2 separate regions of the Homo sapiens genome follow, and region 1 is linked to region 2. The links are chromatin contacts, found by Hi-C in ENCODE. All regions are on one chromosome and are shown on one strand. Each heading gives the region's core, a stretch centred on a gene start or an enhancer-like site at or near the end of the contact. The rest is flanking DNA. Distances are from core to core; before and after follow the strand shown.

What was found. A loop is a pair of places that touch in the nucleus more often than their neighbours do. Pooled maps may share reads with other maps.
Region 1: a map of sigmoid colon shows a loop between it and region 2 (2.9-fold over the local background). The contact joins the promoter of EPS8 here to the enhancer-like site in region 2. A Hi-C loop is called at or near these places in 3 of 168 maps with a recorded cell type or tissue (esophagus muscularis mucosa, gastrocnemius medialis and sigmoid colon) and 6 of 50 pooled maps.

Annotation. Positions count from the first base shown.
Region 1 is chr12:15,786,691-15,793,349 of GRCh38, reverse strand. EPS8 (EGFR pathway substrate 8, signaling adaptor) reads left to right here and starts at 3,962. Exons shown (of 21, transcript NM_004447.6): 1 at 3,962-4,189. RefSeq lists silencers at 3,755-4,104, 4,365-4,484, 4,815-4,894.
Region 2 is chr12:15,271,882-15,277,770 of GRCh38, reverse strand. The region is part of intron 2 of LOC105369673 (a long non-coding RNA gene); the gene reads left to right. Among named protein-coding and RNA genes, the nearest start is that of PTPRO, 48 kb to the left of the region's middle. Within about 2 kb of position 1,498, at least 2 of the 41 ENCODE cell types and tissues checked have a DNase peak (open chromatin) inside an H3K27ac peak, as active enhancers do.

The DNA of each region.
Region 1 (6,659 bases), core at 2,713-5,212, 510 kb before region 2:
GGGTGATAGCCAACCTGAAATTACTTGTCTACCAAGTTACACTTAGAAGATTTAGATCATCATAATAATAATATTCTAAGCTACAGTGTACCTTTTCTAGATTTACTCATGGATATGTTTTATGTTATATGGCTTTAAGGCTGTGAGTCTACAGAGGTATACACAGCAGTCCCTAAATTATATTCATACATCAGATTGGGGAGTGGGAGTGAACAGGGATGTTTGAAGAATTCTGACTCTTGGGTAATGTGGAGATAGCTCTTACTCCCCAGATAGAATTCAGTCATTATAATTTCTCCACATTTTCTGTATGTAGCATTTATACCCAGCTGTAGACTCTGCTCCTATATTTTGGGACAGAGTATTGCTCTGTCACCCAGGCTGGAGTGCAGTCAACTGATCTTGGCTCACTGCAACCTCTGCCTCCTGTGTTCAAGTGATTCTCATGCCTCAGCCTCCCAAGTAGCTGGGACTACAGGCGTGTGCCGCCAAGCCTGCTAATATTTGTATTTTCAGTAGAGATGGGGTTTCGCCATGTTGCCCAGGCTAATCTCCAACTCCTGTCCTCTGGTGATCGTTTGGCCTCGGCCTCCTAAAGTGCTGGGATTACAGATGTGAGCCAATGAGCCTGGCCTGCACCATATTTTGAATGCCCCATTCACTCCAGGTATCTATCTCCATTCTACATCATTCCTACATCATTTTCATCCCAAATGCCAACATATACTAATGAGATTTTCAAAAAGGAAAAACTTGTGTATAGTGATACTCTAAATAGGTAAGTTTGACATAGATTCTTAACAAAAGTATAAACCAGATTATTAACAATGGTTTTAGTGGGATCACTAATACCAGAATGGGTTAATCTGAAAACAGATCTTATTTAACTAGCTTCCTTTTTTTTTTTGAAAGAGTTTCTTGGACCAGTAGATTTGGGGATGCTAGAAACAGTAAATCTTTATTTCAGCAAAGCATCTAGAAAACCTTCATGAACTCCATGTTGGTTATGGTATGGGTGCATGGACTAAAGTGCTTGAAAAGTGTTGGTTCATAAATGACTGTTACCTTGGAGATCTATTTTGGCAGTGGGCTGTCTGAAGATACAGGGGAAAAGAAACCCCAAACCTAAGTGTTTTTTTCTGTTCTCTTATTCAACAATCAACATAGAAGACTTCTGTAAGCTCTGGTTACCAAGAAGTGTGTAAGAATTTCCCCTACCAGCAATCAACCAATCAATCCTGCAGCAGACACAAGCTGGGTGTCTTCAATTCAATTCTGAAACTATCTACCTGGAGATAATGTCAGATCCTACAGGTTGAGGGCTCAGTCCCACAAGACTACCCTGACTTCAGATGCCAAACAAAAAAGCCCCAGGTGGCTTTACTTGTGCTTCTGGCTGAACAACTAGAAATTAGGGTTCCCGTGACTCCCTCCTTGAGTTTGGTTATTTTGCTAGACCTGCTCACAGAACTCAGGGAAACATGTTTACCATTTTCTTATAAAGGATATTACAGAGGATACAGTTGAAGAGATGCATAGGGTGATTTATGCCCTCTCTGGGAGCACCGCCATCCAGGAATCTCCGTTTAGTTATTCATGTTCCCCTCTCTGGAAGTGCATGTAACCCATTCTTTTTTTTTTTTTTTTTGTGGAGGCTTTATTGCGTAGGCATGATTGATCAAGTCATGGGCCATTGGTGATCAGCTTAACCAGCCCCGGAAGTTAGAGGGTGGGGCTGAAGGTTCCAACACACTAATCATGCCTTGGTCCTTCCTATGACCAGTCCCCATCCTGAAGCTATGCTGGAGCCCCCAGCCATCAGCCAATTCATTCAAATACAAAAAGATGTTCATCACTTTGGAGATTTCAAGGATTTTAGGAGCTATATGTCTGGAAATGGGATGAAGACCAAATATATATTTTATAATATCACAGGCCTTTTTAAAGCCCGTTCTGTGTTACTGTTTCTTACTAGACGTAAATGGAGCCAAACAAGGCATACTTATTAAATTTACAAATGTTAAAAGTGATCACTAGTATTTATCTGAAATTGTGTCCTAAAACAAACACGATAAAATTTAATAAGAATAAAACAAAAATCAAGATTTAAATACATAGAAGTATAGACTATGAAAGGTGGAAGATACGGTTTAATTTAGTTGATGTGAAATAGACTTGGGTGTTCTGTTTGAATCTAGGTAGTGTGTGCTTGCATCAAAGGGGTGGCTGATCAGCAGCTGGAGAACTGGAACTCAGTTCTTGGCCCACTGTATTTGAATATTGTATTCTCAGTGCACAATTTAGAGAGGAGAATGAAAATCAAAACACATTCAAAGCAAGGTGAATAGTGTGATTATGGCAGCTCACTGCTATTTGAAAAACACTTAAAAGAGAATTTTTGAAGAAATGTATTAGATCTGTTGGTTACTTAATAGTTGCCCCTACTATTTCAAGGCTTGCAGTGTCTATAAAGAATGAGATTCATATTGTGTTGTTCCTAGGGGCAGAACCAAGACCAGTAGTATCAGGGAAGTTGATTTGATGTTCATAAATGATACAGGCTATAGTGTTAAGCAGACCTGGTTGTTAATTCTGGCGTCAGCATTGGCTTTGGCAAAAAGAAGGAAACTTCTGGGTTTCATTTTCCTAATGTGTTTAATAGGTATAATAAGGCCCATCTCATTTTAAGGACTAGGAATAATGTGTGTAAGTTGCTCAGTTCCTGGCATAGGTAAATATTCAACAAATAATCATGGTTATATGTAATGATAAAAATAGAAATTTACAACATTGGAAATGTTCAAGTGGATAGTGGTCTGGTGGAAATATTGGAGAGAGTATTCCCACTTAAAATAGGGGACTGGACTTAGCCGTTATATCGATTCCAACTTTTAGAATGGTTTGAATGTCCACCTTGGCATGTTACGTCGTTTCTCCCTGACTGTGCTTTTATTTGCTTCACAAAGCAAGCAAGTCCAATCTCTTTTAACCAAGTTTAATTTATAGGCTTTCGTGGACTTCTGGAAGTCAACTGACTTCGAAGTTAGGACAGCATGGGGGGATTGGGGGAGTAGCTATGACAATGAGGAGTTTTAAGAGTGAGAAAACACAATGTCTATGAGAACATGGACTTCTCTTTTAGAGGCTCCATGAGCTACTCAGAGAGGAGGTTATGAGGGTTGGTTAAGGTACGAGAGGCACAAAGTGAAAGAAGCCTCCACTACTTCAAACCACATCAGGGCTTTTGGCAAGAGCTACATGAAAAATAGGCTCACAGGCAGCCTGGCGAGGCGGGTCTGGGCTTGCAGGCTGGCGCTAAGGACCGGCAGTTGGGAGACTCTCAGGGACCCGATGGAGGGCCTTGGGCACCACCAGTTTACCGCATGGGTTGGAGAGACAAAAAAAGAGGAGAGCGACAAAAGGGGGAAAATAGGTCCGATGATCAGAGGAGGAAGACGAAGGCTGGCTGGTCATTAGATGCGTCTTGTTTGCCGCCAAAGGGCAGGGGTTACGAGCTGTGCAGCCAGACTGGGTGTTGCAACCCGAGCGCTCCCTCCGCCCGGGGCGTCCATCCTCGCCGGGGGCGAAGCTCTCCACACGCTCTTTGCCCCTTCCTGCGCCTCCTGGCTGCTAGTCAGTCCTGTTAGGGCACTTCTGGAAACCTGCTGTCGACTCGCTGCCTTGGTCCGACTTTGATCGCGGCCTTGATAACTTGGCGCAGCGCCCCGTCTCCTTTCCTCCGGTCCCTCTCCCGCCCACCCGGCCTCACCGGCCACTTCGCCTCAAGCGCTGGAGTCGACCAGAACTCTGCGGCTCGGCTGCCGGCAAGACCCGGATAGCGGATTTCGCTCCTGGCTGCGGGGCGCGCACTCGCCCGCCCGCCCGCTCGCTCGTTCCTCGCGCGGGCACTGGGCATGCGCGGCGCGCGGTTGGCACTGGCTGCGAGCGGGCGGGCGGCTCCAGACTTCACAGGCAGCAGCTAGCGAGGCGGTCTCGCCCGGCGCGAGGCCGGCGCTGTGCTCGCCTCGGAGATCGCTGCTCTTTAGCTGGGTGCAGAAGGCGGCTCCGCGGCTCGCGGACGACTGGCTGGGCGCGAATCAGATTGGGGGGCTTTCTCCCGGTCCCCTCCCACCTCGTCTGGGCTCGCGGCGTCTCCGGGGAAAGCCGTGGCCCCGAGGGCGGATCCGAGGTAAGAGCCCCTTGGCGAAAGGCGCCGGTCCCGGGGTCCGGCGGCTTTGACTTTCTCGATTTTAAAAATCCGCCTTTGTGTGCTGGAATCGGAGCGGTGCCAGGAGCCGCGTCCGCCTCCCTTCACTTTGACTGCTTTCAACTGGTGTTGGCAGCCAGGTGCGGTAGGGCGCTGCGGCCGGAGGCGTCCGCTCGCCGGGTCCGGGCAAGCTGTGGGGCCCGTGCAGACCCGCGCCCAGGGCTCCGGGAGGCTGGGCAGGGAGGGTTCGCCGTGGCCCAGTGATATTCATGGTAACCTGAGCTTCCGCAGATACACCTGCGCTCATCTGGTCCGTGGGGCGACTGCAGACCGAGTATCCCGATCTCGGCTTATTACGTTAGACTTGGGATTTGTGCGCTGCTCTGCCAACCCGCCTCAAATGGGGAGGGGTTCTTTTCAAAATGACCCTTTAGGGCAGGGTCCCACCCCCGTTTACCCCCTCGAATTAACATAGCTAATTGTTTCGGAATCGTTGTCAATGCCTAATGGCTGTTGACTTTCTTAGCTTGCTCCACTTTACTCACCATTTTACTTTTGGGAAGACAGACGGCCTTTCTCCGGTTGTGGTCAGTTCATGCATTTGAAAGGGGTTTCCCCACCCATGTACTCCCTGCCCTCTCCGATGTTCTCACTCTTACTTTCCTTCCTAGGACTACCTGTTTGCAAAATCTTTGCACCGACCGTTCTCCGGCAGTGTTTCTCAAATCCTCCTCCTCCCATAGGGCCCGTAGTACTGTTGGAATCTCGCGGGGGGCAGGACGCCGTGGTTAGGATTTGAAATCCGCAGACATCTAGAGCGGTGAAGGATTAGGAATTAGAATCCTCCTTTACAAAATATGTTTCAGTGAAATGTGTTACTGCTTCTCTTTTCAAGGTTTCTTGCCTTAGATAGTAAGGGGAATAGGTAAAAGAGCTAATATGTTAGGATGAGTTCAGGTAAAACTTGATTTCAGATGTGTGAAGAGTGTGACTTTTTGGCTTTGTCATTTTTGGGAAATAGGAGAGTTAGGATTCCGGGCAATCTTCTTTATATTGAAAAAGCCCCTCAAAGTAACTGTGTTGTGTATTGCCTCTAGTTTATTTTCATTGAAAGGACTCCATTCTTCCACAGCTCCTTGGGTTCTGGAAAGTGAGCACTAGTAATGGACGTCATGTGGTAGTGAGTCTATTGGAATTAAAGTCAATGTCATCCTGTCTCACCTAGTATAGATTTTTTGTTTGGGATCGCAGTTTTCTAAACATATTGCTGTAGTTCTTAAGTTGCTGGTGTGGAAAATTTTTGGTCACGAATTCACACTTTTACTTACAATTTGACAGTTAAAACAGTATAGAATTGTCACATAAAGGGTAAGGTAGAATGTATCACAAATGCAATAGTGATAATATAATGCCTTTATTGCAGAATACACAGATTGAGACTTTGTAAGATTGCACCACAAGTCATTCACTTTATAGCAGAAAAAAAAGAAGGAAAATATAATTTGCTTTTAATTCTACTATTCTGAGATAACCGCTGTTTACAAGACTTGGTGCATTCTCTTTGTAATTTTTTTCACTTCCCAATGTCATTGAATATTATATAGTAATTTCCAGTAAGTGTAATTTAACTTATACTGTTAGTAGCCCCACTCTTAATAGGGTGATGTTTCTTTTGTTTCCTGTCAGGAACCTAATGTCTAATTTTGAATATTTTGCTTGTTTGTGATCAAACTTAAAGATTTATTTTGTTTTTATTTCTAGCTTTTTCCTGCTTTCAAGGTTTTATCAATACTGATTCTTTTCAGATACCAGTTCTTTTCTATGCTATGGCATAGGCTTGCTACTCTCTACTTTGTGTTTATTACATTCCAAATCCTAGTTATTTTCTTACACTCTGTTTCACACCCTTTACCCTACTGCTTTTTATTCTTCTCTCTACTCCCTTCTTTTACATACCTCTTTTAATTCTGCAGCAGGTCACTTGAACCAAGGTTTGTATAAGAAAACATAGTATCCAGAATAGGAAATGATAGGTTTTTAAAAGTTGTCTCTTTAAATACTTGAAGTTCTATTGGATGAATATTTTAACACTGATTTATGTAATATTTATATACAACTCAGCTTTCCTGAGTTGTGTGAAACATACTTGGTAGTTACACGGATCATCACAAAACAACATAAGTTAATGATAAGGTACAAACTTTTGGACATCTGTAGAGGTATGTCGGGGGAAAAAGTGGAATTTTAATTAAAGTATTCTGGCTATAGTAAATCCCTCCTGGGAATTATTAATACTACATGAAATTGTTTGCAGCTGTTAGTGATTGAAAATATTTTTGTAAGAAAAATTCTGCATTGGAATAGTTGCAAACATTTTAAGTTGAATATATGCAAGAAAGTTTAAGGGTCTTCAGTGCTTCACTACAACCTTTTCAGTATTTTCTAGATGTAT
Region 2 (5,889 bases), core at 249-2,748:
AGGAGTATGGGATTGTACTGTGTAAAGAGGGTTCATAGTTTAAACTCTCTGTCTCTCTCTCTTTCTCCTTATCATGAGGAGCATGTATATATGTTTATATAAAAAGGCAAACAGTGTGTTTCCATGCCTCTTGGTGGAATGCAGCATAGGGCCTCTATCAATCTAGCTCAGGATTTCTGAGGCCAGGAATCCATCACCGTTGCCTTTACTGCAGGTATGAGTGCCGGGGAGGAGCTGGGCTTCTGGGATCAAAGTGTGTCTGTTTAGCTATTCAGCACGGAGGGCCCTGCTCTCCGTATATTTTTTGCTAACTTTCTTAAATGGTCCAACAGGGAAGAAGAACAACTGACATTATATAATGAACAATTCTATTCCAGGCACACTCCCTTATGTTTTCACCTTTATCATCCTTATTAGCTCCCCTAGTTAGTTATTGCAGGATCCATTTTACAGATGAAGGAATTGAAGCTTAGAAAGATTTAGCTAATCGCTCAAGGTCATACAACGAGCCAGTCCTGAAATCTCTGATGAAACTCAAGTACTTTTTGTTGTTGTTTCTAATTCCAGTCCCAACTTCCTCCCACCAAATGGGGTCCCAACCTTCCTACGAATAAATGTTCAACCCCCAACTCCCCAGGAGCACCCAGTTTCTAACTTTTTATCTGATCTCATGGCCCCCTATTACTCCTTGTTGATAACCCCTGCAGGGCGCCCTCTTCATTCTTCACATGGTTTGTAATTCTGCCAATTCCTTTTCCAATCGCTCTGTAGTTTTCTTTTGTTTTAGTCTAGTTATCATATGGAATTTTTCTTTTTCTCAGTCTTTTCAAGAAATGTTCTAATGGACTGGCTCTTTCAGGGTAGAATATTTTTTCCCCTTTTTCCATTCCTTGAGACACAATTGCTTAATAAATACCGGATGGACAAATGAATGAACGAATGAATGGATATGTTAGAGCTGTATCACAGTCTGGGGTTTTCTGACAGGCTGTACCCTACTGGACACTTCTTTGTCCCTCTTTTTTTTTTTTTAACTCAAAGTGAAAACATTCTCTTTTCCCCCACAACCTTTTCCTTTATTTCCACCTTCAAAGTTTGCTTCCCTTCCTTTCTCCGCACGTGGTCCTGTGGAACTCCCAGAAGCTGTGTGTCCACAGTAGCAGCAAGACTTGCTCCTTCTGAGAAAGGCTTAGCAAAGGAAAACAGAGTCCAGGTGGTTCCCAGGCCTCATCCAGTGAGATAGATGAGAGGCCCATTAACAAAACTAGAACCTTTTCCATAGCTTTAGCATTTGTGGATGCCAGTTATATTATGTGAATCGCTGACTCTTGGTATTTTAAAACTATAAAACATAAGTCCTTGAACCATATTCGTATTTCATTTATGAGAGTATGAAGTCTCTTGAGAAGAGAGTGTCACGCTTAAATCACTACCATCCATTAATCCTGATGGGAAGAGGAGGCCATTATCTGTGGGAATGTGCCGAAATCCTGCCATCTTGTGGCCAACTGAAATATGACATTTGTTAGTTTTTAAAATTCTGACACTGAGCGAAGAACCGCCAAGTTGCCAGGAATTCCTTGCTTTAGAATCAGTCTTCTTCATGCACTGGGGAAAAACTGACCTTCCTTCCAGCTCATCTCTTTGGTGCTTAGCATCTTCTCTTCTGGAAAAAAAAAATTTTCATTTTTTCCCAAAAGTTATTTCATCCGGTGGAAGGTTGGATTGTTAATCCATGCAGCCAAATGACTGCTACTAGAAAGGATGTGCTAGGTTTTCTATTGGATATTTTGATGTCTTTGAATTTTAGGAAGCAAAACCAATCAATCAATATCTCACGTGTGCTTTCCTTCACTTTTCTCCCGTTGCCTGACTGCGCAGATATCAGTCAGGATCCCAACAAGCCTTTAGTAGACATGAGGGTAAATGAAAGAAAAATAGGCCAGGTGTGTAATCCTAGCAATTTGGGAGGCTGAGGCAGGTGGATCACTTGAGGTCAGGAGTTCAAGACCGAACAGCCTGGCCAACGTGGTGAAACCCTGTCTGTACTAAAAATACAAAAATTGGCTGGGTGTAGTCCCAGCTACTCAGAAGGCTGAGGTAGGAGAATCGCTTGAACCCAGGAGAGGGAGGTTGCAGTGAGCTGAGATTGTACTACTGCACTCCAGCGTGAGTGACAGAGTGAGATCCTGTCAAAAAAAAAAAAAAAAAAAAAAAGGAAAATAAGTGATAAGATGGTGATTCCTCCATGAGACTGTGAAAGACCTATATGAAACTCCACTAGGATCTCAGTAGATGTGAAAGGCAGGCTTAATGAGGATCTCACTGACTACTTTAATTACATTTATCCTAGTAATGCCCAAAGAAGGAGGAGGAATCTGAAAAGCCACTGCCACACACAGGTCCTGCAAATGTAGAAACTGAAGTCATGTGGGAACTACTGATTTAAGGTCCCTGCCATTACACAGATAGTACAGAGACCCTGTAAAAACAATGGGTTTGGTACACATTTATCATAATTTGATTAGAAATTTTGGTCACCGACACTGCTGTCCTAAAAGTTCAGTTATTATTAATTTTTAAATATTGCAGTTGAATAAAAATGAGCTTTTTGTTCTGCTAGTTTTTAAAGCAACCCTAAGCACAGTCAGAGGAATACAAGTATTTCTAGATGTTTCAAATTATTAACAATTATTCATTCCTTCTTTCTATGCTAATAAAAACCAAACTCCTAAGGGCAATCATAGAGACTATGAATTGTTCTGGGGAAACTCGTTGTCTTTTTTGCAGTCATGACACTCAGAGGTAAAGTAAAATAGGATGTGGGTGAAATGTTTTCTGTGTGCAGGATCATTTTTAATGGTAAGGAGTAGGACTGCTGGTACAGGTTGTACTTTGTAGTAATGACTCATTCTTATAAATCATAGTTCTGTAAACACTTGAGTTGATGTGAAACTTTTCATAAAGCAAGTTTTATGAAATTAGAAGGCGTATGCCTTGGTTACTTCTGAAATAAAGTCCTGAGGCTCCTATGTCATGAGCCCTGGTGTGCTGATGTAGATTCCTGGGCCTCTGCCAGTCCTATCAGATCAGACAATCTGGAAATGTGGCCCTGGACTGCGTTTTTGACAGTCAGGTCAGGTGATTCTTGTGCGCACCAATATTTGAAAACCATTGTTCTGGAGTTCTCAACTTAGCAGAGATCTTTTAAAAATGACGCCTAGTTCCACCCCCGTGAGGTTCTGAATTAATTGGTCTGGTGTGTGGTGTGGGCATCTGGAATTTTAAAAGCTCCTCAGGTGATGGTAATGTGCAACCAAGTTTAACAACCAGTGCTCTAGGACAGGGATTGGCATTTCTTTCTTTTTTTTTTTTTAAAACAAAAGGGCTAGATAGTAGATTTTTTGGCTTTGTATGTAGGCTTTGCAGTTCCTGCAAAGAGAAAAGGAGAATGTTTCCACCAGTGAATACACACCTTCCCCAGGAACAAGCATGGAATTTGAACACAAAAATTTAACTTAAATTTTTTTTGCACAAATATGAAAAAAATTCTCTGCCTCCACATTAAAAGTTCACTGTTGTGAAGGTCAGTGATTTATGGCGCACACCCTGTTCTTCAGCTGTTTGGATTAGAAACTGGACTACACAACACCCTTTTCAGTTTCAGTTCACTTTAACCTAGGTCAAAGCTGTGTGGTGACTCCCGGCAGATTAAAGTTTGAGGGACTAATGTGTGGGTTCCCAAGTAAGTGCCCAGAGACTGTGGAGATTTAGATGGGGCCCATCTTACAACTGCTTTCACTTTCACACAATGGGAGATGAGAAATTAAATACGCTTTCATCAAAATGGACTAAATTTGACCCTCCCCACACCATTGCTTTGAATTGGGTTAAATCACTTATCATCTCTGAGACTCAGTTTCCTCAAATGTGAAACAATAACATGTCTCAGGATCTTTGGGAGCATTCCAGGGGATCAAGAAGATACAGGGCTGAGTTCATGGTTCACATCGATAAATATTGGCTTCCTTCCTCGGCCTCCGTTAGTTTTTCAGAGAAATGAAACTTTGTTTCCTGGTGCGTGCCTAGTGATAAATATATTCTTTATACAAATTTTTAAATTCTGCAATGCTGTAAAGAGACCATCATGCCCACAAGTAACCAGCTTTAGTGAATGAGCTGACTTAACAGGCACAACCTGAACACAGTCTTATGTTTTTCTTCCAACTACTACCTTCGGGTTTGCTCTGTCTTATTTGTCTTCATCCCTTAATGTATCTTGGTGATTCCACAGTTTTCCAGTCCCTTTTAGGTATTATAAGAATATTACGGCCGGGCGCGGTGGCTCACACCTGTAATCCCAACACTTTGGGAGGCCGAGGTGGGTGGATCACGAGGTCAGGAGATCGAGACCATCCTGGCTAACACAGTGAAACCCCGTCTCTACTAAAAATACAAAAAATTAGCGGGGCGTGGTGGCGGGCGCCTGTAGTCCCAGCTACTCGGGAGGCTGAGGCAGGAGAATGGCGTGAACCCGAGAGGCGGAGCTTGCAGTGAGCCAAGATCACGACACTGCACTCCAGCCTGAGTGACAGAGCGAGACTCCGTCTCAAAAAAAAAAAAATATATATATATATATATATTTTTTATATATATAACTAGTTATATATATAGTAGTTATATATTACTATATAAAATTACTAGTTATATGTAATATATACATATATTTTATATATATGCGTTTATATGTATATATATATTTTATGTATATATAAAATTAGTAATTTTTAGGTATTAAAATGCCTCGTCAAATAAAAATAAGACTTTTATCTCCCCTTTAGTTCAAAGCTTTTCTCCTTCTCTCAGCTTAGCCCTACTCATGGCCTGGGGACATGGAGTGGGGAAGGGAATGTGATCAGGGCCACACCTAGCACAAAGGACACCTGAGGATCTTCGGCTCCCAGTTAGGTGGGACAAGAGGGGAATTGGCTGGATTTCAGCAGCTGCTTGGGCCCCCTCACCAGACTCCTTTGTACAGGATGGATGCAGCTGAACGGGATGATGTTTCTGGAAGCTTTTGCTTGTTATTTGTGCCAGCTTTTTCACTTCTATTTCCCCGAATTTTATTTTGCTTCTGTTTCCAGACTGTCCAATAAGAGGCTTGTAGTCTTCTGAACATGGTGATTGGTTTAGGGACTAGTCACATGATTCCGTTAGGGCCAATCAGAACTAATTCTGGGATTTATATTGAAGCACCTTTAAAGATATACTCCTTTTTTTTTTTTCTCCTGCTGTGGTTGCTCAGAAGATGAAGCTACTGCCAATCATTTTGCTACCACAAACAGATACCCTGAAAATAAGATCAGCGCAAATAAAAAGCAGAACTAAGAGAGGAAGAGAGTCTTGACAATATCATATCAATACTCAGATTTATACATGTAGAAGCTAAGCCTCCTTATACTTCCTGATAATATTAGTTCTGGTTAGCACAACTTTCATGGTAGCATTCACTATCATGGAATGGTATTTTATATGGTAAATGTTTGTGTAGATGAGTGTTATATATACTCATCTAATCCTGACAACCACTCTGTTAGGTGTGTATTAATATCTTCCATTCTATAGATGAGAAATGGAGTAATAAGGAGGACACCAAAGTTTGTTCCAAGTCACATAGGTAGTAAGTAGCAGAGCCACGATGAAAACAGAAGTCTCAAGCTATGCTCCTGACCTGACATCATATTGGAGGATTTAACTTGGCTCTACCAATGTTGTTTTGAGTGCACACAGACACAGGACTTAGGAGAGAGATCAGAACTCAATGCAGAGCTGAAGCACTGAGAAAGCTAAAAGCAAAGTCACTCTGGGATAACAGGCAAAGTAAGAACT